6 separate regions of the Homo sapiens genome follow, and regions 2, 3, 4, 5 and 6 are each linked to region 1. A link is a loop called in an ENCODE intact Hi-C map of the cell type or tissue named here. Cell type or tissue: PC-9. All regions are shown on one strand.

Evidence for each region. Hi-C counts contacts between places; a loop is a spot of excess contacts. Peaks named below come from ENCODE experiments on the same cell type or tissue, not always from the same donor. Only the 100,000 strongest peaks of a DNase experiment are listed, where the experiment ranks them.
Region 2: a loop joins it to region 1, with 8 times the contacts of the local background. A loop is called at or near these places in 72 of 110 quality-filtered maps.
Region 3: it touches region 1 in a loop (4-fold over the local background); 9 of 110 quality-filtered maps call a loop at or near these places.
Region 4: a loop joins it to region 1, with 5 times the contacts of the local background. A loop is called at or near these places in 42 of 110 quality-filtered maps.
Region 5: it touches region 1 in a loop (4-fold over the local background); 5 of 110 quality-filtered maps call a loop at or near these places.
Region 6: a loop joins it to region 1, with 7 times the contacts of the local background. A loop is called at or near these places in 14 of 110 quality-filtered maps.

What each region holds. Positions count from the first base shown.
Region 1 is chr17:20,224,219-20,229,218 of GRCh38, reverse strand. It overlaps SPECC1 (sperm antigen with calponin homology and coiled-coil domains 1), which reads right to left. Exons shown (of 15, transcript NM_001243439.2): 5 at 1,599-1,806. Among named protein-coding and RNA genes, the nearest start is that of FAM106B, 190 kb to the left of the region's middle. In PC-9, CTCF peaks have their summits at 2,089, 2,296 (motif pointing left), 3,069 and 3,276; no DNase peak of the experiment used is centred here; H3K27ac peaks cover 1,251 bases.
Region 2 is chr17:20,119,021-20,124,020 of GRCh38, reverse strand. All of the region lies in intron 3 of SPECC1 (sperm antigen with calponin homology and coiled-coil domains 1), which reads right to left. Among named protein-coding and RNA genes, the nearest start is that of SPECC1, 110 kb to the right of the region's middle. RefSeq lists a silencer at 852-1,077. In PC-9, CTCF peaks have their summits at 2,012 and 2,214 (motif pointing left); no DNase peak of the experiment used is centred here.
Region 3 is chr17:20,152,968-20,157,967 of GRCh38, reverse strand. The region is part of intron 3 of SPECC1 (sperm antigen with calponin homology and coiled-coil domains 1); the gene reads right to left. Among named protein-coding and RNA genes, the nearest start is that of SPECC1, 150 kb to the right of the region's middle. RefSeq lists silencers at 1,395-1,604, 1,615-2,064, 2,075-2,184. In PC-9, no CTCF peak of the experiment used is centred here; DNase peaks (open chromatin) are centred at 1,567 and 2,087; H3K4me3 peaks cover 2,814 bases; H3K27ac peaks cover 2,294 bases.
Region 4 is chr17:19,990,985-19,995,984 of GRCh38, reverse strand. No RefSeq gene overlaps it. Among named protein-coding and RNA genes, the nearest start is that of AKAP10, 16 kb to the right of the region's middle. RefSeq lists enhancers at 266-765, 766-1,267, 2,739-3,272. In PC-9, a CTCF peak has its summit at 3,010 (motif pointing left); a DNase peak (open chromatin) is centred at 2,994; H3K4me3 peaks cover 359 bases; H3K27ac peaks cover 373 bases.
Region 5 is chr17:20,169,066-20,174,065 of GRCh38, reverse strand. The region is part of intron 3 of SPECC1 (sperm antigen with calponin homology and coiled-coil domains 1); the gene reads right to left. Among named protein-coding and RNA genes, the nearest start is that of SPECC1, 160 kb to the right of the region's middle. In PC-9, no CTCF peak of the experiment used is centred here; a DNase peak (open chromatin) is centred at 2,125; H3K27ac peaks cover 3,975 bases.
Region 6 is chr17:20,846,550-20,851,549 of GRCh38, reverse strand. No RefSeq gene overlaps it. Among named protein-coding and RNA genes, the nearest start is that of CCDC144NL-AS1, 19 kb to the left of the region's middle. In PC-9, a CTCF peak has its summit at 2,491 (motif pointing right); no DNase peak of the experiment used is centred here; H3K4me3 peaks cover 32 bases.

The DNA of each region.
Region 1 (5,000 bases):
AGCAAAGTCACCAAAAACAAAAGCACAAAAATGTTAAAAGCATGGTATTAAGCAGACTGTAAAAAAGACACATGTACAGTATGAGAAGGCCAAGTGTCTCTGTCTGACCCGAGTTGGGAACATAAGCACTGGATGACACAACCTTTTCACTTCTCTGTGCATGTCTGAAAATGACTGTGGAAGTGCTCTGTGTATTGGTTTTGGGGTTAAAATACGTTTTATCAAGCAGATGAATTCACCAATGTGAAATCTGTGAATAAGGAGGATCGACTGCATGGGGTAAGGAACTTCTCAGGCAACTGACCAAGCTATTCTTAGTAATGGCTGGTGTGACTAAATGCTTTGTGCATTAAATCTTTTGTTACAAAAGAAAACACATTAGATGTGATAATTTGGTAAGGCTTATTTGGACAAAGAAGGTAATGTTTAATCTCTTTTAAAAATTTCTTTCCCAATTCAAAGCAAACTATGAGTTCATAAATAAGCCATATGCTGATGTCTCTTCAGCAACTAAGTGGCAAACATCTAGAAGTTACTTGATATCCTACCACCAATGGGACACATGCGGGAATTGTTTTCTCCCTTAGACCAAGAGCACACATTGTTCATCCACTCTGATACCTATCATCCATCTCTGTCAGATACAAGAGATAACACAGTGTCAGTACTTGATGACTGGCAAGCAATTTCTTCTGAATAACCTTCTCCTACCCTGCAAAATATCCTTAGGAAGGGTCCCTGTGAACTCTCACAGTCACAGCTAAAGTATCCTAACATGTGGCCTTCAAGCTGATCAGGCTGCCTGGAGACAGCAGCAGTAGCATGGCTCACACAAAACACATCCAGCACAGCCAAAAAACATTTGCAGCTCAATACGGTGGCTCACACCTGTAATCCCAGTGCTTTGAGAGGCCAGGAGGATCACCTGAGCCCAGGAGTTTGAGGCTGCAGTGAGCTACAACTGCACCACTGCACTCCAGCCAGGGTGATAGAGCAAGACTTCTTAAAAAAAACAAAATGAAAAGCATTTCTATTTTTCGCAATCACCTACACACTGCTGACTCATGTTCAACAGCCTGTTCTTCTGTCATCCCAGTTTTCAACTGCTATGATCATTGATCTCTTAATCTCTAGTTTTTAAACTGGAGATTAATGATTGTTTCTTAGGTGACATTCTTCCTAGGAGATTACAGCGCACTCAAATGAGAGACTTCATAAACCCCAGCCAACATACAGTCAAACCCACCCCCCCTCGTCACCCACTGCTGCTGGTTTCTTTAGTGTCCTACTCAGCTCCATTCCACATTTCTCCTGGGCTTGACCTCATTTGCTTTCTTTTGCAGTGGCGCAATCTCGGCTCACTGCAACCTCCGCCTCCTGCGTTCAAGTGATTCTCCTGCCTCAGCCTCCTGAGTAGCTGGGATTACAGGCGCCCACCACCACGCCCGGCTAATTTTGTATTTTTAGTAGAGACAGGGTTTCACCATGTTGGTCAGGCTGGGTCTCGAACTTCTGACCTCAGGTGATCCTCCTGCCTCAGCCTCCCAAAGTGCTGGGATTATAGGTGTGAGCCACCATGCCTGGCAGACCCCACTTACTTTCTAGCTCACTGATGAGTTGATTATTGTGTAACTTGACAGCCCGGTGCTGTTCCACCTGATCTTCCAATTCAAATATGGTTTCTTTCATGTCTTTGATCTCTGCATCACTCTCTGATGCTTTTTCTTGCAGCTTTAGGCTGGTTCTGCTCAGCTGTTCGGCTTGGTGATCACATATCTCCTTCAGGTATGAATAATCCTTTTCCACCTAAAATAAAAGGAAGGTTCCTTGGTCAGTTAACAACAAAAAAATTCCCACAGTGATCTGTACACTAGAAGGCCAAGCCCCACCATGATGCAATATACCCATGTAACAAACCTGAACATGAACCTCTTCAATCTAAAATAAAACATTACGAAAAGCTCCCCACAAGTCAGCAGCAGGCTCACGGACATAGTAGCAAAGACGCCCTTGGCATGTGCTGTTTCTTGCATTCTTAGCCTCAGAAACAGCCAAGGCTGTGAATAGTCAGAGAAACACGATGTATGCTTCCAAATGGCTGGATTCTGTGCCCCCTCCTACAAGCAGGAGGGAATCTGCACGTACTTAAATATTCCTCTTTCCCACAGCTGGGGAGAGCAGTGCTTCCCTGGGAGAGCAGTGCTTCCCTGGGAGGCACTGGCCCTGCACCAAGAGAGCTGCCTGGTGTGGCCACCCCCACCGCACATCTGCTATGGAGCAGCGCCCTCTGCTGCTGAGCTGTGAACAACAACCCTGAAGCCAGGCTAATCTGCACACCCCCAGGTTCCCTTAGAGATAAGATACTTGGGGCTGCAATGCTTCTTTAGAGGAAACTCTAAAGATTCTCTATCACATTCATGCTCTATCACAGCAAAAATGTGATAGAGAATGTCGGCGGAAGGCACACAAAAACGTACATACACAGAAGCAGAAAAGTGGCACGGCACAATCGCTTCATCTGTTCAATTTTTTAATTGTTAAACATTTTAAATACACAGAAAAGCACCAAAAATAATAATCATGCACCAAACAGACTTAACAATGGTTAAATGTTGTCACATTTGCAAAATCTTTTTACTTTAATAAGAATTTTTTAAAACCTCAATCTTCCCTCCTACCTCAGAGAGTAATAAGCATTATCCTAAAATTGGTATGTGGTCAATCCTTGAATGGTTTTTCACTTTTACTATATATGCATGTGTCCATGACAATACATAGTATTGTCCTTTTACACAATGCTACACTATATTGTGCTTTTGCAGTGGATTATACTGTATCTGTATTATTCTGCATTTATAACATGGTAATATGCTTTGTCCTCTACAATACTATGCTTACTATGCTCCTGCATTTTAACTGTGTTTTTGAAATGTATCCACACTGATACACATCATGCTAAGTCATTACTTTAATTGGTGCATAGTATTCCACTGTTTGACTATATTATTTTATTATTACAAAAATGCTGCAATAAACATCATTGTCCCTTTTCTACAGTCCTTTAATTAACATTACTAAATAGCTGTATATTTACCAGGTAATCTGGCGCTGGGGGTGGGGTTTCTTTGTATGAAATGAAATTTTTTTCCAATTACATTTCATGTGCAAAACCTTCTGGCTATAAGCTCTATGGGAATAGGGACCTTGTCTGTTTAATTCACCATTGCACCCCTAGTATCTACACAGCATCACACACAGGAGGCATTTAATGAATATTTGATGAATGATTGAATGAACACTGGGAGGCAGCACTGCAGGATCATTCACTGGGAAATTGTGACAAAGGATAAGGAAAGGAGGAGAGACCTGGAGACAGAACAACATGGCCAAAAAGGATCCTCCAGCAATGGCTTCCCTGCAGGAACACCAAATGGAACTGCTATCCACGTAAGAAAGCATCTTCATAAGAACCAAAAATCAGATGAACGATCACAGTGCCTGGTTTTAACACATCATATCAAGGAAAGATGCACCGGAGAGGGGAGGAAAGACCGTCTTGACTCTCCAACATCCCCTCTCCCTCATCCCTTGGCAGCAACCACATGGTAGAGAGACAGCATCTGTGCACCCCGGGGGAGGGAAAGCACAATGATTGTGAGATTGCATTGGAATTTGGTGCTGTCCCATCACAGCAGAAAGCAACACAGGACAGAATTCAGCCAGCACCCATAAAAGGAGCATTTAGACCAGCCCTAGCCAGAGGGGAATCTTCCATTCCAGTGAGAATCTGAGTTCTGGCAAGCCCTACCTCTGTGGGCTAAAGCACTTTGGAGTCCTAAGTAAATCTGAAAGAGGCTAGGCCACAAGGGCTGCAATTTCTGGGCAAGTCCTGGTGCTGTGCTGGGCTCAGACAGTGGACTTGGAGTGCACATGACCCAGTGAGACACCACCTGGAGCAGCCAAGGGAGTGCTTGCACCACTCTTCCCCCAACCCCAGGCAGCACAGCTCACAGCTCTGGGCGGAGAGGGAAGAGTAAAGAGGACTTTGTCTTGCAACTTGGATACCAGCTCAGCCACAGTAAAATAAAGCACTAAGCAGATTCCTGAAGCCCCCATTCCGGGTCCTAGCTCCCAGATAACATTTCTAGACATAGCCTGGACCAGAAGGAAACCCACTGTCATGAAAGGAAGGACCCAGTCCTGGCAGCATTCATCACCTGCTGACCAAAGAGTCCTTGGGCTTTGATTAAACATCAGTGGTACCCACACAGTACTCATCATGGGCCACACACTGTACCGGCTTCAGGTGTGACCCAGTGCATTCCCAGCTGTGGTGGCCACAGGGAGAGATCCCTTCTGCTTGAGGAAAGCAGAGGGAAGAGTAAAGGGGACTTCATCTTGCAACTTGGGCACAGCTCAGCCACAGTAAAATAAAGCACCAAGCAGGCTCCTAAAGTCCCCCATCTAGGCCTTAGTTCCTGGACAGCATTTCTAGACCCACCGTGGACCTGAAGGGAGAGATCCAGACCTGCTGACTAAAGAGAACTTGGGCCCTGAATAAACATCAGTGGTGCTGCCACAGGCTTGGGGTGGCGGTGGCCACTGGCAGAGATCCCTTTGGCTTGAGAAAAGGAGAGGGAAGGGTAAAGGGCTTTGTCTTCCAACTTGGATACCAGCTCAGCCACAATAAAATAAAGAACCAAGCAGACTGCTAAAGCTGCTGACTCCAGGCCCCAGCTCCCAAGTAGCATTTCTAGACCCACTCTGGGCTAGAAGGGAACCCATCACCCTGAAGGGAAAGATACAAGCCTGGCTAGATTCCCCATCTGCTAATTAAACGGCCCTTGGGCCTTGAATAAACATCAGCAGTAGCCAGGCAATAGTCACCACAAGTTTTGACTGAGACCCAGTGCTGGGCTGGCTTCAGGTCTGACCCAGCACAGTCCCAGTAGTGGTAGCCACAGAAGTGCATCACCCCTGCTCCAACTCCAGGCAGCTCA
Region 2 (5,000 bases), 110 kb after region 1:
ACCCCAGCAAGCCAACCCATCCATGGTTTTCTTTCAGCCCCTGTTTCCTAATCTGCAAGTCCTGGTACCAATATTTATATCCCATGGACTTGGACAGTCTGCTTAATCTCTTTATGCCTCAGTCTCCTGATCTATAAAATGGGAATGATAATAAGGATACTATTTCATAGGGCTGTAGTAAAGACTAAAGGAGACCATATTCATCGCACACTGAGAACAGTGGTTAGCACATAGTGAGCAAAGAATGCTAGTCACCGGTAATAGTAATTCTACAACAGGTAAAGATGATGAGGGAAGAAAACAAGTCTCCCTACCTGAGACAAACAGAGTAGCAGAAAAAAGAACTCTGGAGTCGGACCTGGGTTTGAATTTGGGAACACTACCTATCCTGGAGCTTTCGCTTCTTCACATGTCAGATGGGGATAAGAATACTTACCTTCCATGTTAGACGAGTTCCCCTCCTCATGTCAGAGAGGACAGAGTTATTCCCTCCTCATGTCAGAGAGGACAGGTGTCTCAGGTTGGAGCCTCAGGCATTACCTGGTTGTGATGCAGGTAACTGGGAGCATGCAGGGGTCCAGGTATCAGCGAGGACACTGACAGTTTCTTGGCAGTGAGCCAATCACGACTGCTTGCCCTTACTGATCACCATCTGAGATGTCTGAGATTCTGCAAGCATCAGAGTTTGGCCACAGTAAAACTAGCCCTTCACATTTATTTTGCCTTTTAGAAAACACTGATATCAGTTTAAAATAGTGACATGTCTTTGGATCCCACGTGTGCTATATAAAGAAACATCTAAATGGGCACTTCCATGTCTCGTGGTTTTAAAAATGTTTTAAATGTGGCTACATGAACCTCCTTCTAGCCGACTGCTGTCTCCAGAAGAGATCCACGTTCACTCCTCATCCCTTGGGAAGGCCCATCAGATTTCATCTCACTCATCCCACTGCTAACATGAGCAGAAATCTTACCCTACACCAACTTTACAATCCATCAGGAGAATCCAGCAATCCCACTTCCAGGTATATACCCTCAAAAAGTCAAAGCAGTGTCTCAAGGAGATATCTGTACACCTGTGTACAGAGCAGCATTATTCACAATAGCCAAAAGGTAGAAATAGGCCAAGGGTCCTTCAACAGGTGAATGGATAAAGAAGATACGGTATATCCAGACAAGGAAATATTATTTAGCCTCAAAAACGAAGGAAATTCTGACACATGCTACAGTGTGGATGTACCTTGAGGATATTATGCTGAGTGAAATAAGCCGGTTGCAAAAGGACAAACACTGTGTGATGCCACTCCTATGAGGAACTGAGAGCAGTCAGATTCAGAGACAAAGAACAGAATGGTGCTTGCCGGGAGCTGAGGGAAGGGGAATGGGAAGCGAGTGTTTAATGGGGACAGAGTTTCACTTTGAGAAGATGAAACAGTTCTGGAAATGGAAGGTGGTGATGGTTGTACAACAATGTGAATGAACTTAATGCCGCTGAACTGTACACTTAAAAATGATTATGTGTATTTTTCCACAATTCAAAAACCAGGAAAGTTGAGAGCCAGCTGGCTCTCCCCTTCAGAATATATCCAGACGCAGCTGCTGTTCCCCGGTGCCATGGCTGCCAGCCCAGCCCAGGTCACTTCTTTCCTAGACCACAGCCCTAGCCTCCAAGCTGGTCTGCTTACCCCATCTGTCCACTCTCAACAAGCAGCCCAAAGCAGTCCTTTTAAAATGAGGTTGGGTCATATCACTGCTCTGTGCAAAACCTTGCAAAAGTTCCCCAGTGGAGTCAAGAGTAAAAAATCCAAAGTCCTGACAGTGACTCGCAAGCTCCCCCATCTTTCTATCCTCCTCCCCAACTGCTTGTTCACTCTGCTGCGGCCCCACTGGTCTTCCTGCCACTCCCTTGACGTGGGGGACACGGGCCAGCCGTCATCTCTGCCTGGAATGTCCACCACTCCAGCTGTTCACCTGGCTTTCTCATCTCTCCCACGTCTTGCTCATGTACCTTTATGAAGGCAGGGATGTTTGTCCTGCTCACTCATATAGTCCTTTTGCCTAGAACAGTGCCAGGCACATGGTAGCCACTCAAAGATATTTGTTGAATTAATCAATAAATACAAGCATTGTTTCTAAAGTCAGAAACATTTGTCAGAACCAGAACTTGTAGCAGAGGAGAAGGTGGGTGCTTTTGACAAGGCTGCCACCTAGTGGCTGGATTCCTTGACAGCCTTCTGGGGGTTCCACAACCTTTCACTTGACCCTGGGGCAGGCAGGGAGGACCCTGCACACAAGGAACCTCCTCATTCTCTAAAAGCCACACCACTGTGTAACATGAGATACACACAAAGGACACCTCAGGGAGAAAAAGAATAATAAGAACTGGAATCCAGGCCAGGCGCAGTGGCTCATGTCTGTAATCCCAGCACTTTGGGAGGCCAAGGCAGGAGGAGCCCAGGAGTTCAAGACCAGCCTGGGCAACATGGCGAGACCCCGGTGGTGTGCACCTGTAGTCCCAGCTACTCGAGAGCTGGGGCAGGAGGATTGCTTGAGCCCAGAAGTTGGAGGCTGCAATGAGCTATGATTGCACCACTGCACTCCAGCCTGGACAACAGAGCAAAACTCCGTCTATAGAAAAAACAACAACAACAAAAAAAAGAATTCAGAATTCTTTTTTGGAATTCAGATAAGTGAATAATATTAATGAAATAAAACCAATTAGAAAAAGTGGATGTTCCATATGGAAACCTGTGGTGGGCACGGGAGAGAAAAAGTAAAACTGGTTTGACCTTTCCAAAGCCAAGGTTCCTGGTCTAGATAAAATAACCATGCTCTTCCTATGGCTATTGTGAGCATGAATAGAGACAGCAGCTCAGAGAAGCCGGCACAGTGCAGGCAGGTGGCAGGGCTCAAAAATAGAAGCCCCTTTTGTGATTTTTGCTGTGTTCTTGCTATTGTTGGAGCAAACTTTGGCATAGCCCCAGAGAACAGCATAAGGCCTGGAAACCAGAAACTGGAAATAGTCTTGAAAAGAATGAGGAAGCTCATGCCTCCCCATTCAAGCAGTTCCAATACCACCCATGACAGATGGCAAGTTGGCGCCCTAGGCAAGGCTGAGACAATAATATAATTATTACGACCAAAAGATTACATGATTTCTCCTGGAGTAGATTTCAGGGATTCTCCCTGAGGACAGATCAGCTCCCAGGAAAGGGTGCAATAAAATATAGGCTGACTATAGATTTAATTCTTGTAAGTTCAAAATCACAACACTGTATTAAAATTTCATGACAAAAATCTTTCTCAAAATTAATACAATTGAAATAAAATATAGATAATACCATGCTATGCATCGTAGAAAACTTGTCCCCAAGTCAAAAGTACAAAAACTAAGTCTTGCATGGCATAAAAAGAATTCTGCCCCCTACAAGTCTAATATATAGTTGATTTCCTGTGAAAAGAAATTTCCTCTGAAAGGAAATCAACTATATATTGCCAGAAGTCCCCCAATTTCCTTTAATTTTATTCTTTTCCTTCACAGCTGAGCCTATAGAAAATTGGTTTAAGTCCAGTGAACATCTAATTTCTAACACACTAAATAATTTCCATCTTTGTATCAACTGTATTTTTTTTTTGAGACTGAGTCTCACTGTGTTGCCCAGGCTCGAGTGCAGTGGCACAATCTCGGCTCACTGCAGCCTCCACCTCCCAGGTTCAAGAGATTCTTCTGCCTCAGCCTCCCAAGTAGCTGGGATTACAGGCACCCGCCACAACACTTGGCTAATTTTTTTCTATTTTTAGTAAAGAAGGGGTTTCGCCATGTTGGCCAGGCTGGTCTCCAAATATCTCAGGTGATCCGCCTGCCTCGGCCTCCCAGAGTGCTGGGATTACAGGCATAAGCCACCCCACCCGGCAGTACTGAGATTTTAAAACCCAAGCTTATTACTACAGGGTGAGTATCCCTTATCCAAAATGCTCAGGACCATAAGTGTTCTGGATTTCTGATTTTTTATTTTGGAATATTTGCATTATACTTACCAGTTCAGCATCTCTAATCCAAAAATCCAAAATCCAAAATGCCCCAGTGAGCATTTCCTTTGAGCATCATGTCAGTGCTCAAAACATTTCAGATTTTGAAGCATTTGGGATTTTGAATTTTTGGATTTGGGATGTTCAGCCTGTACAACTAGTTGCTGTAATCCCAACCAGCACTTTCATTTTCCTCGTTTTCACGCATGTAAAATAGACAAAATGCAATCAAATATTGAAATGATTACCGAAACAATACTATACAACTGTAGAGGTGATAACACCTGCAACAGACAGGCACTGCATACCACTGCTCCTAATGGTCTGTCCTAATAGACTGGTATTCACCTATTCCAAATGAGGCAGTCTGGGGACAGCATGACAATGTACAAAAGTATCAGCTGTCCAAAGGTGCTACAAAAATGTTGAGGACTACTGACATTTAAAAATAAAAGCTCTTGGCTGGGTGTGGTGGCTCACGCCTGTAATCCCAGCACTTTGGGAGGCTGAGGCAGGTGGATCACCTGAGGTTGGGAGTTCAAGACCAGCCTGACCAACATGGAGAAACCCGATCTCAACTAAAAGTACAACATTAGCTGGGCGTGGTGGCGCAAGCCTGTAATCCCAGCTACTCAGGAGGCTGAGGCAGGAGAATCACTTGAACTCAGGAGGCGGAGGTTGTGGAGCGCCATGGCACTCCAGCCTGGGCAACAAGAGCGAAACTCCGTCTCAAAAAATAAAATAAATTTAAAAAAATAAAAGCTTCAGAAACAAAATGTAATTTTCAAATTCAACCCTATTAACTCAAATAATTTAATTTCACTTAAATGAAGTAACTGACAAACAATTTGTATAACTAGGAGAATAATAACTGTCACTTACTTTTCATTACAGTCTATATAAATTATTCACAGACCTTTTTCCCAACATCACTGTATAGTAGATATGTAGTTATTTCCTTCCTTTGACAA
Region 3 (5,000 bases), 71 kb after region 1:
TTCTAGCCAGGCAAGGTGGCATTTGTCTGTAGTCTCAGCTACTTGGGAGGCTGACGGAGGAGAGGTGCTGGAGCCCAAGACTTCAAGGCCAGTCTGGGCAACATAGTGAGACACCATCTCTTAAAAATGCCCTAAATCCGGTATCTTCATTTGCAGCAAATCAGAGTTCCCATTCTGAAATGATATGCATTCTTTGAAAAATACAATAAAATAAGTCACTGGCATAAACATATTCTTTTTATGTCCTATCCATCACAGTGCTTTAAAAAGTAAGGTCACTAAAAAAATTGGAACACAGGCATCCAATCAGTCTTAAAAGCTGTAACAAGAGTAACTCTTTTCACAATTTTAACACAAAGGAAATAATACACAGGGGTTTTCACAATACCTGGACAAGCATGTAACTAATGAGAAGTGTTTTTAAAATGTTACCAATCCTTTACCGAACCAATCCTTTACCAACAGGGTTATTTATAACAAGTATATTATTTTTATTTTATGCATATTTCATTTTATGAATATGCTTATTGTTGGTTATTCTGCCCAAAAAATAGTCTGAACAAGTGCTGTGTAACTAAAGTCACCTCTAGGCAGTAAGCTGGCCCCTGAAATTTTTCTTCATAGTATTCCTGTGAAGAAACTTGGACAGCCCGTCCAAGTTTTCCATCCTGGCTGTGGTACCAGTCCAATGTACCCCAAGTGTCAGGGAGGCACCCGCCTCCACCCCACCCCGAGGATAGGGCCAAGGTGGGGCGGCTGGGGCGCTGGGAGATGAAGGAGAAGCAATGCGCAGAGGCCAGGACGACCCAGCGTCCTACAGCACGGCACCCAGCTCCGGAAAAGGTCACTCGGACAAGTCGCTTCACCTCTCAGAGCCTCAAAGTCCTCATTCAAATTAAAATTCAAATATTACGCCTTTGGAAAATATTTACAGTTCTGACTCTCCCACAGAAACACATACCTGTCACCGGCCCCCCACCCCCACAAGGACTCCAGAGTCAGGTCAACCACCTCTTTCCTATCAGCCAAGATGCCATTTTTCAGGCAAAACTAAATCCCTTTTGCTTCACGTGACAGTCCAGAAATGTTTCGTTTTGTTTTTAAAAGCAACCCTGCTTATCGGCATCTAACTCTGCTGGGGGCCGACATGAGCTACCAGAGGACGAAAACTACGGCCCAACTGACTCCACGAAGCTCACTCAGGACTGAGGAAGTAAAAACGGGATAACCAGAGGCGCGCCCGACACCCCAGAACAAGCACGGACTATTCTGGGTTAGGAACAGTCGCGGGGCAGCCCTGGCGTGAGTGTGAGGGGCAGAGCCGCGGGCGCCACAAACTGCGGGGCCGGCGGCCGACAGGGAGAGGCCGCGGGGCACGCCCTCCCCGCAAACGCCCGGAAAGTCCGAGGGCGGCCTGCGCGCTCAGGAGACCTGGTCTAGGCGCAGGCCAGGCGCGGAGTGGGGAACCCCGCGGCAGGGACCCAGCGGTGCCTGCCCGGCGGCCCCGGCGCCCAGGTGCGCGTTCAGGACGAGCAGCGTTTTCTGGTCGCGGCGTCGGCACAGGTAATTTCACAATCCCAAGCGGCGCATTCCAACGACAAGAATCACACCCCAGGACCTTAGCCTTTCGCTCGCCCCAGTCGGCGCCGCGAGCCGGAGGCGGTGGGGGAAGGGCGCCTGGAGGGGGGGTGGGGTTGCGGCTGCGGCGCGACCCCCGCCAGCCGCACAGACCTGGTTCCGGATCCTCGGGCCGTCCTGAGTGGTTGCCCATGCTTGGCCGACTCGGGCACCAGCCGGCTTGCCGGCCTCGGACCGGGTGTCCACCGTGCCGAGCTCGCGCTGGCTCCGGCTGGCGAGGCGGTTGCGTCCGGCGGGTCCGCTCCAGTCAAAGAAAGGACCGGGCGCCTTCCAGTTCCCAGCAGCTGCCGGCGGAGCCGCTGCTCTCCCGCGCCCGTGGGCCCCGCCCCCTCATCTGCATCAAGCCCGCCCTCGCGGCCCGCCCCCTTCATCTGCATCCTGCCGGACCACCTCAACTGCACACCGCCCGCCAGGCGCGGCCCGCCCCCGTCATCTGCATACTGTCCGCCCACCTCATCTGTATTTCCTTCTTGGCTGCCAGAAGGCCCCGCGCCGTGGGCGGGACGCACCGGCTGACCGGCTGCAGGCCTCCGCCCGCGGATGCTGAGAACCGCAGCTGCACAAGGTAGGCTGGAAAAACCCCACTGCGGTGAGGCGGAAGCCTAGTGCCGCCGGAAAGGCAAAATCCTGCTCGTGTGAAGCTAGACCTATCAGGACAAGAGAAACCTAGGACTAGCGCAGGACAGGCGCTTAATAAGCATTTCTTTGGGTGAATGAATGAATGGATGAACAACTCGAGGAGGTGGTGAAGAAAAATAACGCTAACAAAGACGTACTCACCCAAAATGAATACTATGGCTAATAATAAAAATGCATACCAATCGTAAGTAGAAACTGTTCTGCCGCTGTCGGAAATTACTAAAATGGAAATTACCCTGAACGACTTTCATCCTTCATCTGACAGTGAAAACACTTAGAACAACGAAATCTTGCAGTAAAAATATTTAGGACTAAAAAAACCATTAGTGGTATGACTGGTTCTATCTCGTGCATCACTTGAACACTACGGTCCATTCTCAGGTGTCACGCATCAACATCGTAGGACACCACTGATTACTCCTAACGCCTCCAAACAGTGTGTTCACTTGGTTCCAGGATGCTACCCTCTCCTAGTTTTCTGCTCACTCCCCTAGAAGCCTCTTCCCAGTCCCCTTTGTTGGTTCCTCCTCATCTTGACCCACCCTGGGCACTAAAGCTCAGCCAACAGACCTCTTTCCTATATACTCTCTTGGTCTTTGATTTACCAACTTGTGGCTTTCAAATACCATCTACATATCTCCAGGCTGGTTCCCTCTTCTAACTCCAGACTCATTTGTCCAACTACCTTCTTGACACCTTCTCTTGACACCTCCACTTAGGTTTTTTAATAGTCCTCTCCATCTCCATAAGTGGCAGTTCCGTTCTTCCAGTGACTCAGGCCAGAAACCTCGACTCCTTTCACATGCCACATCTCGTCCCTCAACAACGCCTGTCAGTATGTGTATCATAAATAGCCCTACATCTCAGCACTTCTCACCTCCTCCACTGCTACCCCCGATCCAAGCCGCTGTCATCTCCTGCCAGGATTACTGCAACTGCCTCCTAACCAGTCTCACTTCTCCTGCCCTTGCCTCTTTATAGTCCATTCTGCACATACAGTGAGAGTGATGCTTCTAAAGCCTAGGTCAAATCATGTCACACCCCCACTTGCAACGCTCCAGTGTCTTTCTGTCTCACTTGGAGGGAAAGTCAAAGCCCTTACAATGGCCTCCAAGGCCCTGAATAATCCTCCTCTTCCCCCATCAGTGAACTCACCTTCCCCTTCTCACATTGCTGTTGCTACACCGGCCTCCTCACTGTTCCTCAAATAAGCGGGGCATGTTCCCATCTCAGGGCCTTTGCACTTGGTGTTCCCTCTGCCTGCAACATTCTTCCTCCCGACACCTACACTGCATAGACCTTATGTCTCACCCTCTCTCACTCCCTGGGCCTTTGCTCAAATGTCACCCTACTAAGGGGGCTTCTCTCATCGCACCACATTAAATAGTAAGCCAGACCCTCAGCACACACCCTCTCCTACTTTGCTGGCCTCTGTGACACTGATCACCATTCCATATACTACATGTTTACTAATTATTGTTCCTCCACTAGAGTGTAAACTTTATAAACACAGAGACTCGGAACAAATGAATGAAAACAAATGAATGAACCAATGTATAGGCTGCAGGCAGCAGACACAAATTAGCCCTTAAATACACATTACTTCTTTTTAGTGGTAGTATAGTACCATGAGTTGGTTTCTGCCACAAAACTAGCGTGTCAAAGACAAGAGTCACAGTTTTATTTCTGTAATCTATAAAACACAGCACAATACTGAGCATGTACAAGCAAATATACTAAGGAAAATAAATAGCAGGAAACAATGTTAGAGCAGAAATGCATATGACACCAAGTGCAACTCCCTCCCCTTTTAAAAAGGTAACTAGCCCAGAAAAGATGGTCGACTTCCCCAAATAGTTCCAAAATGATAGGCAGAGCCTGAGTTTGTGATCATGGTAAGAGTGACACAACTTCAATCTACAGAACAGTTACATACTTATTCAAAGAGTTTTGGAAATCAATGAGTCAATATACTAATTCTGTAAAATGTCAAGTAATTAACATGTCTCTTTATGGAAACTGGACAAGTAAGACCCCAACCCAACCTGGACTCCTATGGCTCTCTCACCTCCCACATTTAAAATATCTAGTCAAGTCCTGCACATTTCATCACCTTAACATTTTCCAGACTTTGCCTCTCTTGTCTTTGCTGCATCTTTGCTTCACAAGGGCTACTGCATTAGCTTCCCAACTAACTTACTACTTCCACTTTCGCTGCTACTTAAATTGCTCCTCCACCTGAATTATCAAAAATGCAAATCTGACTGCGCCATGCCTCTGCCTAGAAGTTCCTGTGGCTCCCCTCTACCCTTAAGATGAAGTCCTTCTAAGCTTAGTATACCAAGGTCCTTCATAATCATGTGCTCCACCTCCACCCCTATTGTTCTAGCCTCAGCTTTCAGAAGTTCTCCCTCCCAACTTATATTACAGCAATGTTGAGCCAGCTGTAGCTCCCTGAACACACCCTATTGTTTCAGGCCTCTATGCTTTCATATCTGCTATATTCCGTCGGTTTCAACACCTCGTCCATAACTGAGCTGCCTGGCAAATGCTTATTCATCTGCTGTGAACTGAGTTGTGTCCTTCCTAAATTCATGTTGAAGCCCTACCCCCCACAATGTGATAGTATTTGGAGACAGGGCCTTTAGGAGGTAATTAAGGTTAAATGAGGTCATAAGGGTGGGGGGCCCTAATCTAGCAGGATAGGTGGCCTTATAAGAAGA
Region 4 (5,000 bases), 230 kb after region 1:
CAAACTCTCATGATTCTACTGCCATGCCATTCCAATAAACTCCCTTTATGCTTAAGAGAGCCAGAGTTGGCCAGGCGTGGTGACTCACGCCTGTAATTCCAGCACTTTGGGAGGCCGAGGCAGGTGGATCACAAGGTCAGGAGATCGAGACCATCCTGGCTAACACGGTGAAACCCCGTCTCTACTAAAAATACAAAAAAATTAGCTGGGCGTGGTAGTGGGTGCCTGTAGTCCCAGCTACTCGGGAGGCTGAAGCAGGAGGAGAATGGCGTGGACCCAGGAGGCGGAGCTTGCAGTGAGTCGAGATCGTGCCACTGCACTCCAGCCTGGGTGACAGAATGAGACTCCGTCTCAAAAAAAAAGAGAGCCAGAGTTTATTTCTGTTGCTTGCAACCAAGAAATCTGGCTGGTGCACTGAAGTTTCCATAAATAATAGCAATTTAAAGACTCTTTCCAAGCCAGGCAATGCCTAGCCTTGTGTAGTCCTTGTGGTAATACATTCATTCATTCATTTGTTCAACCAACTGTGCTCCAGAGACTAAGAATACAAAAATGGGGGCCGGGTGTGGTGGCTCACACCTATAATCCTAGCACTTTGGGAGGCCGAGGCAGGTAGATCACCTGAGGTCAGGAGTTCGAGACCAACCTGGCCAAAATGGTGAAACCCCTACTCTACTAAAAATACAAAAAATTAGCTGGGGGTGGTGGCGGACACCTGTAATCCCAGCTACTCGTGAGACTGAGGCAGGAGAATCACTTGAACCCGGGAGGCAGAGGTTGCAGTGAGCCGAGATCGCACCACTGCACTCCAGCCTGGGCAACAAGAGCGAAACTCCACCTCGAAAAAAAAAAAAAAAAAAAAAGAGGGCCGGGGCTGGGCGCAGTGGCTCACGCCTGTAATCCCAGCACTCTGGGAGGCCAAGGCAGGAGAATTACGAGGTCAGCAGATCGAGACCAGCCTGACCAACATGGTGAAACCCCATCTCTACTAAAAATACAAAAATTATCCGGGCGTGGTGGCGCACACCTCTAGTCCCAGCTACTTGGGAGGCTGAGGCAGGAGAATCGCTTGAACCCGGGAGGCAGAGGTTGCAGTGAGCCGAAATCATGCCACTGCACTCCAGCCTGGGTGACAGAGTGAGACTCCGTCTCAAAAAAAAAATAAAAAAAAAAAAAGAATTCAAAAATTGTAGAGTTATAGTGTGCTTCTAGTTTAGTTGAGAGGACATCTGTCCTTCAAGGAAGGCTAGAATCTATACCCTGAGTCCTTACTGAAATCAATCCAGCAGTCAAAACATGGGACCAACGATCACAGCAGTAAGATAGGAAGAGCACCTTTGTACATTTAGCTCATGTTGAGATAAGCCACTGACAGAGCTGAAGGAAGCTCACAGTTCTGGGTTCCATCCTTTGGCATTTAAAAAGAAAAGTGCTAAGAAAATTCGGTTGGTCACGGTGGCTCACGCCTGTAATCCCAACACTTTGAGAGGCCAAGGCAGGCAGATCACGAGGTCAGGAGTTCGAAACCAGCCTGGCCAACATGGTGAAACCCCGTCTCTACTAAAAACAGAAAAATTAGCCGGGCATGGTGGCGCATGCCTATAATCCCAGCTACTCAGGAGGCTGAGGCAGGAGAATTGCTTGAACCCGGGAGGGGGAGGTTGCAGCGAGTGAGAGCAGGCCACTGCACTCCAGCCTGGGAGACAGAGCAAGACTCTGTCTCAAAAAAAAAAAAGAAAAAAAGAAAGAAAGGAAAAAAAGAAAGAAAAAAAAAGAAAAAAGAAAATTCAGGCCAGGCCAGGCCTGGTGGCTCACACCTGTAATCCCAACACTTTGGGAGGCTGAAGCGAGACGGTGCCTTAGCCCAGGAGTTTGAGACCAGCCTGAGCAACATAGCGAGACCCTGTCTCTATAAAAAAAAATTTTTTTTTGGCCAGACGCAGTGGCTCACGCCTGTAATCCCAGCACTTTGGGAGGCCGAGGCAGGTGGATCACGAGGTCAGGAGATGGAGACCATCCTGGCTAACACGGTGAAACCCCATCTCTACTAAAAAATACAAAAAATTAACCGGGCGTGGTGGCGGGCGCCTGTAGTCCCAGCTACTCGGGAGGCTGAGGCAGGAGAATGGCGTGAACCCGGGAGGCGGAGCTTGCAGTGAGCCGAGATTGCGCCACTGCACTCCAGACTGGGAGAGAGTGAGACTCCGTCTCAAAAAAAAAAAAAAAAAAAAAAAATTAATTGTCAGGTGTGCTGGCATGCAGCTGTAGTCCTAGCTACTCGGGAGGCTGAGGTAAGAAGATCGCTTGAGCCCAGGAGTTCAAGGCTGCAGTAATAGTGCCTCTCACTCTACCCTGGGTGACAATGAGACCCTCTCTCAAAAAGAAAGAAAAAAGGGAAAGAAGAAAAGAAAGAAAGAAAGAGAAGAAAGGAAGGAAGAAAGAAAGAAAAAGAAAAGGAAGGAAGGAAGAAGAAAAAAAAAGAAAGAAAGAAAAGAGAGAGAAGTTCAAAGACCAAAGGGTCAGGATCCCAAAATAGTTTTTATGTTTTATTTATTTATTTACTTATTTATTTTTGAGACAGTATGGCTCTGTCGCCCAGGCTGGAGTGCAGTGATGCGATTGCGGCTCACTGCAGCCTCCAAACTGGGCTCAGGTGGCCCTCCCACCTCAGCCTCCCGAGTAGCTGGGACCACAGGCGCGTGCCACCATGCCCAGCTAATTTTTTAATTCTTTGTAGAGATGAGGTCTCTATATGCTGCCCAGGCTGGTCTCGAGCTCCTGGGCTTAAGCCATCCACCCGCCTGGGCCTCCCAAAGTGCTGGGATTACAGAAGTGAGCCACCGCGCCTAATCGGGTGGTTTGTTTGTTTATTGACGGGGTCTCGCTGCTGCCCAGGCTGGAGTGCCAGTGGCTGTTCACAGGTGCAGTCCTGGAGCATTGCATCAGCTCTTGGGCTCTAGCGATCCTCCAGAGTAGCTGCAGCTGGGATTCCAGGCGCGCCACCGCGCGGGGCTCAGAATGGGTTTTTATATTGAGGGTTATGCTGCCACCTAGAGGATATATGTAGTACCGAACTGTGTGCGCAGGGAGGCTGAGGTTGCAGTGAGCCAAGATGATGCCAGGGCACTCCAGCGTGGGTGACAGAGCAAGATTTCATCTCAAAAAAAAAAAAAAAAAAAAAAAAAAAAGAATTGAAAGTAAGGTCTTGAAGAGATATTTGTGCCTGTATGGTCATAGCAGTATTAACTTTGACCCACTAGCTAAAACACAAAAGCAACATGTGTCTGTCAGCAGGTGAACGGATAAACAAAATGTGGTATATATGTACAATTGAATATTATTCAGCCTTTAAAAAGGAATAAAAGGCTGGATGCGGGGGCTCACGCCTGTAATCCTAACACTTTGGGAGACTGAGGTGGGTGGATCACCCGAGGTTAGGAGTTTGAGAACAGCCTGGCCAACATGGTGAAACTTCATCTCTACTAAAAATACTAAAATTAGCCGGGCATGGTGGCACTTGTCTGTAATCCAAGCTACTGGGGAGGCTAAGGCAGGAGAATTGCTTGAACTCAGGAGCCGGAGGTTGCAGTGAGCTAAGATGGCACCACTGCACTCCAGCCTGGGCAACAGAGTGAGACTCCATCTCAAAACAAACAAACAAAAAATTATTATTTCCAAAGAAACAAGACCCTGGGTCCATTTCCCAGCCCACACCTGATGTTGACTCACAACACACAGCCTGGTTTGCTATGAGCCTGCTTCATTTAATTGTCACCTTAACTTCACATCACCCTCAAGTCCTGGAATAACTCTTTGCTGACCTTTGTGTGCTGAGCCATCTCCATGTCGCTCAACGTGCAGTCCCTCTCACTGCACTGAGTCAATAGCCAGACGTGGTCTGACTGCAGGGTCATCCTTGGTGGCTTAGGCTGACTCGGGCATAGCAGGGTGCTCTGAGACCTCACCGCATATAGGCTTTGCCCCCAATAAACTCTATATAATATTCATATTATGTGGTCTGGGTGTGTGTAGCTTTGCACTGTCTTCTCGTGACAGTGCCCTCAACCTCTTTCCCAGGATTTCCTCCTCTACCTCCTCAAGTCCCACTGCTCTGCAAAGACCAAAAGCTGCAGAGTCCCAGCTCCCTCCTTTACACCCCACGACGCAGCCTCCTCTCTCAGAACCCTTTAAACAGAGTCTTTTACTGCAGATCCCAAGAACAGCCACACCCCTCTCTCCCACCCACTCCAGACACACCCAGGTAATTATAGCACCCAGGGTAACTATGTAGATGGAGTCCCTGGAACATGTGGATAGTGCCCCCTGGGAGTATGCAAAAGCAACATTGCTGGCACCTGCAGAGAACAGGGTGACATCCAGGAATCAGAGCATGGGCCTCTGGGAGGTAGGGATGTGGCCAGGCAGGCTGCCAAAAATTGGTAGAGCAAGGCCACAGGATCTTTCTGACCTTCCTTCCAAACAGAGGCTCCTGTACTGGTGATCCCTGTGTTGATTGACCACTCCCTTCCTGGGGGTCGTGGTCTCTGTCCCAGTTGCCCGGACTTCTGTGAGTGTCCTACTGAGGTCCTTTTCATGAGAAGCATGCTGTCCTTCCACCTGCTGGGAGCAAGAGTGACAACTTCAATACTATAATAGCAGTGGCATACAGAGAAGAAGAAAGATGAAGTGGCAAGAAAAACAGGCTTCCAAGCAGGAGTTTTTCTATAAAAACAAAAACGTTTACAAGCAAACTTTTTATAAAGGGCTAGATAGTAAATATTTTAGGCTTTGAGAGCCACATAGACTTGTTTGCAGGGACTCAATGTCGCTATTGTAGTTTGAAAGCAGCCATCAGGGTTATGTAAATGAGTGAGTCTGATTTTGTTTCAGCAAAATTTTATTTACCAAAACAGACAATGAGTGGGCTGGATTTGGCCCATGATCCTTAGTTTGCCAACTCCTGCTTTGGGCTCACCCAGATCTGATTTTGAATTCTGGCT
Region 5 (5,000 bases), 55 kb after region 1:
CAGCTACTTGGGAGGTTGAGCAGGAGGATCGCTTGAACCTGGGAGGTGGAGATTGCAGTGAGCCGAGATCACACCACTGCACTCCAGCATGGGCAACAAAAGCAAAACTCCGTCTCCACAAAAACAAAAAAAAAAAACACCAAAAACTTCAACTGTCTATAGAGCTAAATAGGTAAATAAATGTTTGCAAGAGCCAAGTAAAGAACAAAGGGGCTGGCAGAAACTGCAGCAAGTGGAGAACTCAGGCCCAAAATGTTATAATTCAAAAAACTTTAAACACTGTAAGGCAAATGAATTTTGCCAATTTGTGTCCTGTGGACTGTACTTTCACAAAGACTGAATCAGCATTCACACAACTTTGCACTTAGCTTTGTTCATGTACCTTTATGCCCAACATTTCACCACGGTTGAGGTCTAATCCTGACAATTACAGTTTAAAACGGCAGTCTACACACTCTCCAATAAGGCAAGTTGCCATCATTACTTCGCCATTCCTTTATGGTTGAGATGGCTAGACTGCTGGGAGGCGACCTAGCAATGTTATAGTGATAGTGTCATTGGGGGTATACTGAATGTCACCATAATCATTTGTGAGCCCAGGTTTATTTCTCTAAATTTAGCTTTCCAGCACTGCTCCTGATACATATACAATAAACATGGCACTTTGATAAATAAAAGTGACCACAGCTGTCTCACAGATAATAAAACCATCTTAATGTTGCACAAATATCTTAAAGTCTGGAGAGAAACTTCTTTGGGAGTAATGGTCAAAGCTGACCATTTCACCTAAACGTGAAATAAAACAGAAACCTTTAGGTCAGCTAACAGTCTGCATTCTTTTCATGCCAGGGCAAAGGCTAGACTTGTATTCTAGTTATTGTTTCCCTGTGTTTCCCAGAGTGGACTGTGCATCCTTATTTGGAAATTTTCCTTTCTGGCCCACAATTAGGGGAAAAGAAATAGTAAAATTCAAAATGCTTTATAGTCTGGACTCACTAGAGCGTACAACAGAATTATATACTTCTAAAAATTGGAAGGGATTTCATAGATGTAGCCCAAGTCTTCATTTGACCAACATGAAAATCCATCAAGGTAAAGAAAGGAGGCAAAATGCACCTAGAGTGCCTTTTCTCTGAATCCAAAGTTTTGTCTAACAGTCCAACCTATCACCTAGGAAAAATGAAGCTTGTCATCCACTTATAATCAGGCCTCACCAAAGATCTCTCCTGTATCAGTTCTCTTCAAGTTAATCGCACACACCGTCTCATTTTCAAAACACTCAGATCTGACTCTTACAGCCTTGAGGGGTAAAGCAGATTAAAACTCATCAAGGGCTAGTGGGCACAGAGCTTACAGCACACTTCCATGTTTCTTCCCCCTGGCTTCAGTCCTCACTCTTCCTCCCCATGTCTCTCCCAACCCTCCCAGCACCTGGCTGCCCCTCCCATCTCACGTCCTCCCACGCTGGCCTGCCATGGGCCCTCACATAGAAAGAAGCCTGAATTTGTCTGCTGGCAAACCCTGGCTCAGCCCAACCAAGCCCTGGGGTTTATTCTGCAGTCACAGCAAACCAGGAGACTTGCCCCCTGAGAGAGAAAGGGAAAGGTCTACCTGAAGAGGTGACACTGGACTGAGACCTGAAATGGTTAAGTAGGAGACAGTATATTTTATCTTCCAAATTGGGGCACTTTTTGAGAGTAAAAATAACAGGAGTAAACTGATCCACAATCAGGTGTTAACTGGAAGTATCCTGTGCAAACTGGGCCTTGCAGTCAACCCATGGAGGATCAGCTGTAACACGCTGAGAGAGGAGCATCCAGGCACAGAGAAGCCCATGCAGGAGCCCTGAGGCCAGAAGGGGTGTGGTGTGGTACAAGAAAGCAACAGAAAGGAGGCCCACACACCTTCCACAGGTGCCAGGGCAGGGGAACAGCACCTGACCACATGCTTGTGCAGTGACACTTTATCTAAGACTCAGTTCTATGGCCACTCAGCTACCTGAGATAATGTCATCAGCGGGAAAAGGAAGAGAGCTCCAGAGAAGCTCAAAATGACTGTGCCCTAAACTCCACACCTGCATACTACTAGGAGAAGCACTTCTGGTCTGTATACAGTTCTGGCAGGTTTGGCTACCAGTCTCCAGGCACACAGGAACAGATTAGAGGCAGCAGATAAGAGAGGAATGACCAGAATGCTGGCAAGCACATGACCATGGTGTGGGCTGACCACAGCCATCAAGAAGCCCCAGAGCATCTCCAGAGTCAAAGCTGGTACCAGAATTCACATTAATAGGGATGAGACCAGCCTGAGCAATACAGCAAGACCCTACCTCTACTAAAAATTTAAAAAAATTAGCCAAGTGAGGTGGCACACGTCTGTGGTCCTAGCTACCCGAGAGGTTGAGGCAGGAGGATCACTTGAGCCTGGGAGGTCGAGGCTGCAGTGAGCCATGATTGCACCACTGCTCTCCAGCCTGGGTGACAACGCAAGACTCTGTCTCAAAAAAAAATAGGAATAACCTAAGTAATGAAAAAAACAGTAAATGAAAAAGGCATGTTTGTGATACTTCAAGCCCTGTTTTCTATCTGAAAGGGTTAGCATAAGGTTCTGGATACCAAAATTTACAGAAGAAGTCATTTTAATGTATAGTTTACACTAAAATTTCATCATTGATCTGATTACTGGTATCTCTTGATTTGCAATCTTTCTTCTTTCCCTTATGATTCAAAATCCCTATGAAAGCATAAAGCACAGGCTGTCAGGGAAGTTGTGCAGGAGGAACACAGAAACACAAATACAAACAGGCAAACAAAGCACTCAGAGCCACATACCCCTCTCACTCATACTTTGTTAACCTGCAAATACAGGCTGTTATATGACATTTTTGGTCCAGTTTGGAAGTATATTAATTCCATGTATCTTCAGCATACTATAACATACGACTGAGGGGAGAGCAAAAGAGGCCAAAATATAACTATAAACAGATAATTTTCATAACAGTTTTTTACCACTATGAATAGACTCTGTTTATCTGCTTACAGATCAAAAGGTTAGACTGCTTATAATGTAACCTTCCAAGATTTTTTTAAAATTTGGCTGCTTGTGCTAGAGAGAAAAGCAGGACCAATTAGAGAAAGAGATGAATTCTCTGGCAGATAAAACAAAGGGGATTTTCAAGGGCTTTGGAGGTGGTTGGTACCAGTTCTTTACTAGATATAGTTTCACATAAAAATGTATTACTTTATCTTTCTAGGTTTATCATAAACCGTAATCTTAACACTCAACCATAATTAGGCTTAATTTGGAACAGGAAGTTGGAAATGAGGGGAGCATAAAAGAAAAAAGAAAAATTTTTCTGAAGTAAAAGAGCAACAGTTAAAAAGGAAAAATAACAGAGAAAGAATGATATTGGTAAAAGAGTATTTACAAATACTTATGAAAGACTGAGGGAAAGGAGACCATGGTGATGTTAGGTCTCTGGGACAGGGATGAAAGGAGACAGTAGGGTGGGCAAGGTCCCAGTGATACCTGCACCCCCCTGGGAGTTCCACTGGCTCAGGATTTCTGGGTCACTTTTGTAGTGGTGTGGGGTGAGGAAAAACTCTTATGGACAAGCTTTCTGGAAGTTTGTGGTACTAAAATAATTTCTTTAATCCCAATATAAAACATTTGGCCAACCACATTCGTTTTGAAATATCAAACCTACTTTCTCCTGAGAATTCAAAACTTTCCTGGAAATACAAGGGACAGCTGCCATCAATTCATTAAAACCATACATTTTGCTAAGGACTCTGCAGAGTGTTGGAGACCATGGAGATGGCAAAGATAAACATGGATCCTCAGACAGTTCTTACTTAGCTGGAGAAGCAACCAACTGCAGCACAATGTCCATGTGAAGGCAGATGCCAAACAACACACATCCTGGCTAAGCAAGAAGGTAGCGGACAAACTGGACGGAGGAGGGCAGCAAGGGCAATGGAACAGCAGAGGCTGGGTCTGGTGGAAGGACAGCCCTATAAGTGTTTTTGTCCTGTGACGGTAAAGTCTTCAGGATACCTGGAACCCTTCAAAATTCTCAATATTTTAATGTTACTTCTATGATACTACATAGGCTGGTTTGATCTGATTGGAGCCATATAAAAAATTTTTGTAAGTAAAATAGAATTCAACAAACTAGAAATCCCGTACCTAAAGCAAATTGGCGCAACACATTCAAGAGGTAAAATCCAAACACTTCTCTGAGTTAGAAATGTTTAAAAGTCTGGCCATGAGCGGTGGCTCATGCCTGTTACACCAGCATTTTGGGAGGCCAGGGCAGGAGGATCCCTTGAGGCCAGGAGTTCGAGACCAGCCTGAACAACAGAGCAAGCCCCTGTCTCTTGGGAAAAAATGTCTAAAACCATAAGATCACAGAATGTTAAAATTATCAGGAACTTTAGAACTAACCATGCACACATACCCTTATTTTATATATAACGCAATAAGGGACCAAGAAAAATTAATGCTGTTAATTCACCTTTCATGTTAAAAAAAAAAAAATTCCAAAAGGAAGATTTAGAAAAACCTGACACAGTTTATTGTAAGGTGAAGATATTTAAATCCATCAAATCATTCTATCTAAAAAGAAAAATAGATCTGTGTGAATGCCCAAAAGGCATTTTGGAAAATTCAGCAGCTATTTCTGATTTTCAGAACTATAATATATAATGATAATTCCTCCACTTAATGGAGGACACCTACCACATCAACACCAGTGCCTCTGAGGAGATAGTTTGTATCTATGCCCCTGAGTAGATAGTTTATAGCTCCCACAGAGGCCTTGCACACTTCTTATTTCTTCCTCAGGTTTTATACATTTTGTTCATAGTGTGAATGAAACCTTTTAACAAACCATTGTGGCCAGAGTGGCTCACGCCTATAATCTCAGTACTTTGAGAGGCTGAGGTGGGTGGCTCACTTGAGCTCAGGAGTTCAAGACCAGCCTGGGCAACATAGTGAAA
Region 6 (5,000 bases), 620 kb before region 1:
GTGTTTCCTGTGGGCAAGAATTATAGGAAATAAATGTCAGTGTCATATACAACTGCAGTAGCAGCTCGGAAATCACCTTCATTTCCCCCCAAAAGTTTTCCCCATGCAAGTTTTCTTACTGTCCACATGTAGTAAATGGAGACTTGGCTTGTTCCATTATATGTAAACGGGGGGGGGTCACATCCTTCTCTTTTAAATTGGGGGATATCAAAGACATTAGAGTTTATCTCTTTTATCTCTCTCATCGTTATCTCTAGCTCTAGCCCTCTTTCTGTCTCTCACTTTCCTACCATCCTGACTTCTTTCCTTCTTTATCTTTTCTTCTCTTCCTTCTCTCCTTCCTTCCTTCTTTCCTTCCTTCCTTCCTTCTCTTTCTCTTTCTCTCATTTTCTTTCTTTCCATGTGCTGCTCATTAATAAATATAATGTGAATTTCGAGAGAATGGAACACTTTTGCAATATACAGGGATGATAAAAGACTTCTTTCCTACCTTGCCTGAAGTTTTTATTTAAGTATCTGATCCTTTTTAGTTGTGAGGTAATTTGAAGGATGACTGAACTAATATCTTGGGTGCAATTCAGCATGGTAAGATTTTGTATACAGTATGTTTAATTGTTCCCTACTCTTACACATTAGCTAATAACAGGAATTACATGAATTGTTAGAAAAGGCCCTTGATTTTTTGCAAACAATATTTTTGAACTGTGGGGAAATGTTAAAAATCAATATTACAATTTTCGTGGCAAGCATATGGATTCATAGGTGAAAAGAGAGAGCCAAGTTAACCTTAAGAGAGTGGTTTAATGAAAAATCAGTGCCTGGAATTTCATATCTGCATACAGTAATCAGTGAAATAAATGAACCCGTTAGTATTCAGATCTTGTTTAGTGCCTGAAGATGCTTAACAGTTGAGATTTACAACTCCTAACACACAAGATACTGGTTCAAGAGGTTCCAATTAATTGCATTCTAACAGGATGAGTGATTCCAGTTCTCCTAGTTCAAGAAGTATTCTATGAAATTTACAGGCTTAGTGTTAATGAAGATTTTTGTGAGGGAGGGTATCATACTTGCATGTTAATCTAAAAACTTTCCCTAGTATTTATCTTCTTGAAATTTTCTTGTTTTCTTCTATCAATGCCATTATTATTGTCATGGCTGTCCTATTAGAAGATGGGTATTCTTAAATACCAAAATTTTATCATTTGTATATTTGCAGCCTTGGATGGTGGCCCTTTGAGATTTAAACAAGGAAGCACTAATACTGAGGTGACGGAAATGCTTCAGCATTATTAAAATCTCAAGTTAAAAAATCAGTGTACTGATGGATTTGGTTAGATGATAGCTTTAACTAAACATTATGATTATCACTTTCTCACTGGAGAGATAAAAACTTTTTAAATTTATTCTCACCTTTTAATTTCATATATTTATCTTTTTCCCTACTGATGCTGCAAAGCAGTTCAGGTCACTCATGAAATTATACAAAGAGAAAGTAAATTTAACAGTGCCTACAATCATGTTTTTCTAGTAAATTTCTTCATTTCCATTAATAAAACTCCACAAAGGTAACATAAAAGTGAAAGAGATGATTGGTTACATTCTGAACCCAATGGTGAGTTTGGTGATTTTATTGAGTTTATTTTTGAAAATAACATCTCCATGAAATTCTTAATTTTTCCCACTCTTTCCAGCCTAAAGATGTTGGTCATTCATTACTGTGATCTTCAATCTGTGTGATGTTCATTGACACTGTGGTTTCAGAGTTCTAATTTCCCCCTTTTGTCCTATTTTCATATACAGTGCTATTTTACAGAACGTGTTTTTGTCATCATAAGCATTAGAGTTTTCTATTAATTAAAAAGTTTGCCCAATAACAGTACAGCATCACATATCAATAGACAAAAAGAATATTGTGTTTGCTTATTTTCTTCAAATAACCACTTTAGTCAACTGACATTTCCCAGTTGTCTTATGCTATATCAAAGTGTTGGCTGGCTTCTAGTTTAAACTATCTACATGTCGAAATTTAAAAAAAATGCAGCTTGCATGCTTTAATGAAATGTCCTCTCTAATAATGCATGTAATGGAATAATGTGAATTATAAACTTATTCTTTAATTTTATTTATTTTATTGAAACTCTAATAATCTCTTTTGATATTTGGTTGGTGTTACACTAAGAATTTGGAAACCTGGGGAAAAAAATTAGGAAACTAGTTTAAATCTCGGAAAATATACTTAACCTAAGAGAAGTTTGTTTTTGCTTCATATTAACCCCAAATCACACGCGTTATGATTGATATATTGAGATTGACACATAGTGACAGAGCATCCAGAATTTCTGCCATAGTTCAAGGGCTTCTTTGTAAAATAATTACATCACTGATAGCAAACACAATCAATTTCTATGTAAAAAAAATAAAGAATTTTGTTTTGCTGCTCTAGAAATTCATTTTCCTTTCACATAGCCTCTTTCCCCATAGGGTGAGAGAGAGAGTAGTCCACAGGGTGGCACTATTGTGATGCATAGTATTTTGAATAATTTTACCCTTGAGCCATCTTTAGCCACATTAATACTAATGGAAACATTGACTTTTCTCCAATGATAAATTTTTTGACACTTTTTTTTCTGCAAGCCAATGGATATCTATTGGAAGGTGTTAGTGCCCATTTATTGGCAAAAAACTGCCTTTTTAAAAATAATCCCCCAAGAGGATCTAGTAGCCACCACTCCTATCTTTTCTCTTCTCTCTTCATCCTCTGTGCTCTGATGAAAATCATATATCTATAGAATATATATATGTAATCTCTTAAATTGATTTCACATAAATCAGAAATATATATTTTTCATTAACTATAGGTTATATATATTCTCATCCCTGTCCTATGTTCATAGAATGAGAATGGCTCTTCTTCCACATACTACATTTGCATTTACATTGAATTCATCCATGCTACCTAAAAAAGTCCATTCGCACTAATAGTAATTTAATGGATTCCTTAACAGGATTGATTTGTGTTTTAAAAGAAGATCACTAGAAGACAAATCTTAACACACGTCTCCCCTGAAGGTTTTCAAGTCCTTAGACAAAATGAAAAAACAGAACAACAACAACAAAAAAACCACTACAACCTAGTCTCACAAGCCACAGCCACTTGTATGTAAGTCCAGTCCTATGACCTACTTAAGGCCTGCATCTGTTTGATATCCCATGTCTGGGAGTGCCAGAGCCTATTCAAAGTCTTCAGGTACAAATAAGAAACAACTTGGGTAGAAACTCACATTTTAACAATGAAACTGGACATTAACATTACAAAATATATAGAATAGGAGGTGGAATCCAGGGACTAGCGATACTTCGGAAAGGTCAAACCCATGTTCGAGAACATGTTTGAAAATACGGAGAACAGGAGGTGGAATCCAGGGACTTGAGATGCTTCAGAAAGGTCAAACACATGTTAGATCCTCTGTCTTGGTATGCCATTTCTTGGTATGCCATTTGCTCAGCTTTATGAGTGGGATTAGACTAGAAGACAGCTTTGTGGTACAGAGAGCAAATCCAAGAGGCAAGAGAGATCATGGTGCCTCGGTTCAGCCCGTATTTTCTTTAGGAGTGGGAGTGGGGAGAGGACATTTGCCTGCAGGTTTCTGGAGGTTTTTCTTTTGCCAGTGTGAGAAATTATTTTATGCTATGCCAACTAAAAGTTTGATTCTTGGTGAAAAGTGATTACTTTTTCTTTAATTCTTAAAAGTATTTCATGATTGTTTTGTAAGAATTGTACTTCTTTGGTTACTTTACAGTGGAATTCTTATGGTTGATCAGCCATTCAATTTAAATAAATTATCTTACATTTTATGAAAAAATACTCTTACACTAAGATGTTTCTGGACTGCATCCTACAGCTGAGTAAAGTTGGGTAAAGTAGAAATATTGGCCTATGTTTTAAAGATGAACAAATCATTGGAAATGATTTATATAACTATGTTTTTTCACTTTTCTAAAGTTCTTATTTGTGAATGACTCAGTTAAGTCTCCACCTCTTTTTCAGTGTTGAATTCCTTTCAAGAATGAAGCGAGGAAGAGAAAGGAAGTAGAATGATCAGTTTTGACTTAAGATATTTAACTATGGGCCAGGCACAGTGGCTTATGCCCGTAATCCCAGCACTTTGGGAGGCCAAGACTGGATCACTTGAGCTAGAGTGAGCCTGAGCAACATAGTGAGACCCTGTCTATATAAAATGTATATATATAATATATATAAAATATGTATTATATATTATATATACATATATGAATATATAATTATATATAATATATACATATATAAATATATAATTATATATAATATATACATATATAAATATATGTTATATGAAATATATAATATATGTATATAAATATATAATATATACTTATATACATATATGTATATAATATATACTATATTATATATTATATGTATATAATAAATATATACCATATATTATATGTATATAATAAATATATACCATATATTATATATTATATATATTATATATACATATAGAGAGAGCGAGAGTATATTTAACTATGAATGATCCTTAAAAAGGTTTTCAATGTCATTTTCTCATTTTTTATACATTCTTCAAATCAGAAAATCATGTATATGTAAGTATATATGTCCACATATACATATGATGTTAGAGTTTTTTCCTATATTTATCGAACTTTTTTTTTTTTACAATTACCACATGTACCCTTTTTCACCTTAACACAGCATTCCCCAAACTTTTTGGCACCAGGGACCAGTTTTGTGGAAGAAAATTTTTCACAGACCAGGGATGGCTGGGTGAGTGGGTTGTGGGGATGGGGGTATGTGAAACTCTTCCACTTTACATCATCAGGCATTAGTTATTAGATTCTCATAAGGAGTGTGCAACATATATTCCTCACATGCGCAGTTAACAGTAGGGTTCCTGGTCCTATGAGAATCTAATGCCGCTCTGAGTTCTGACAGG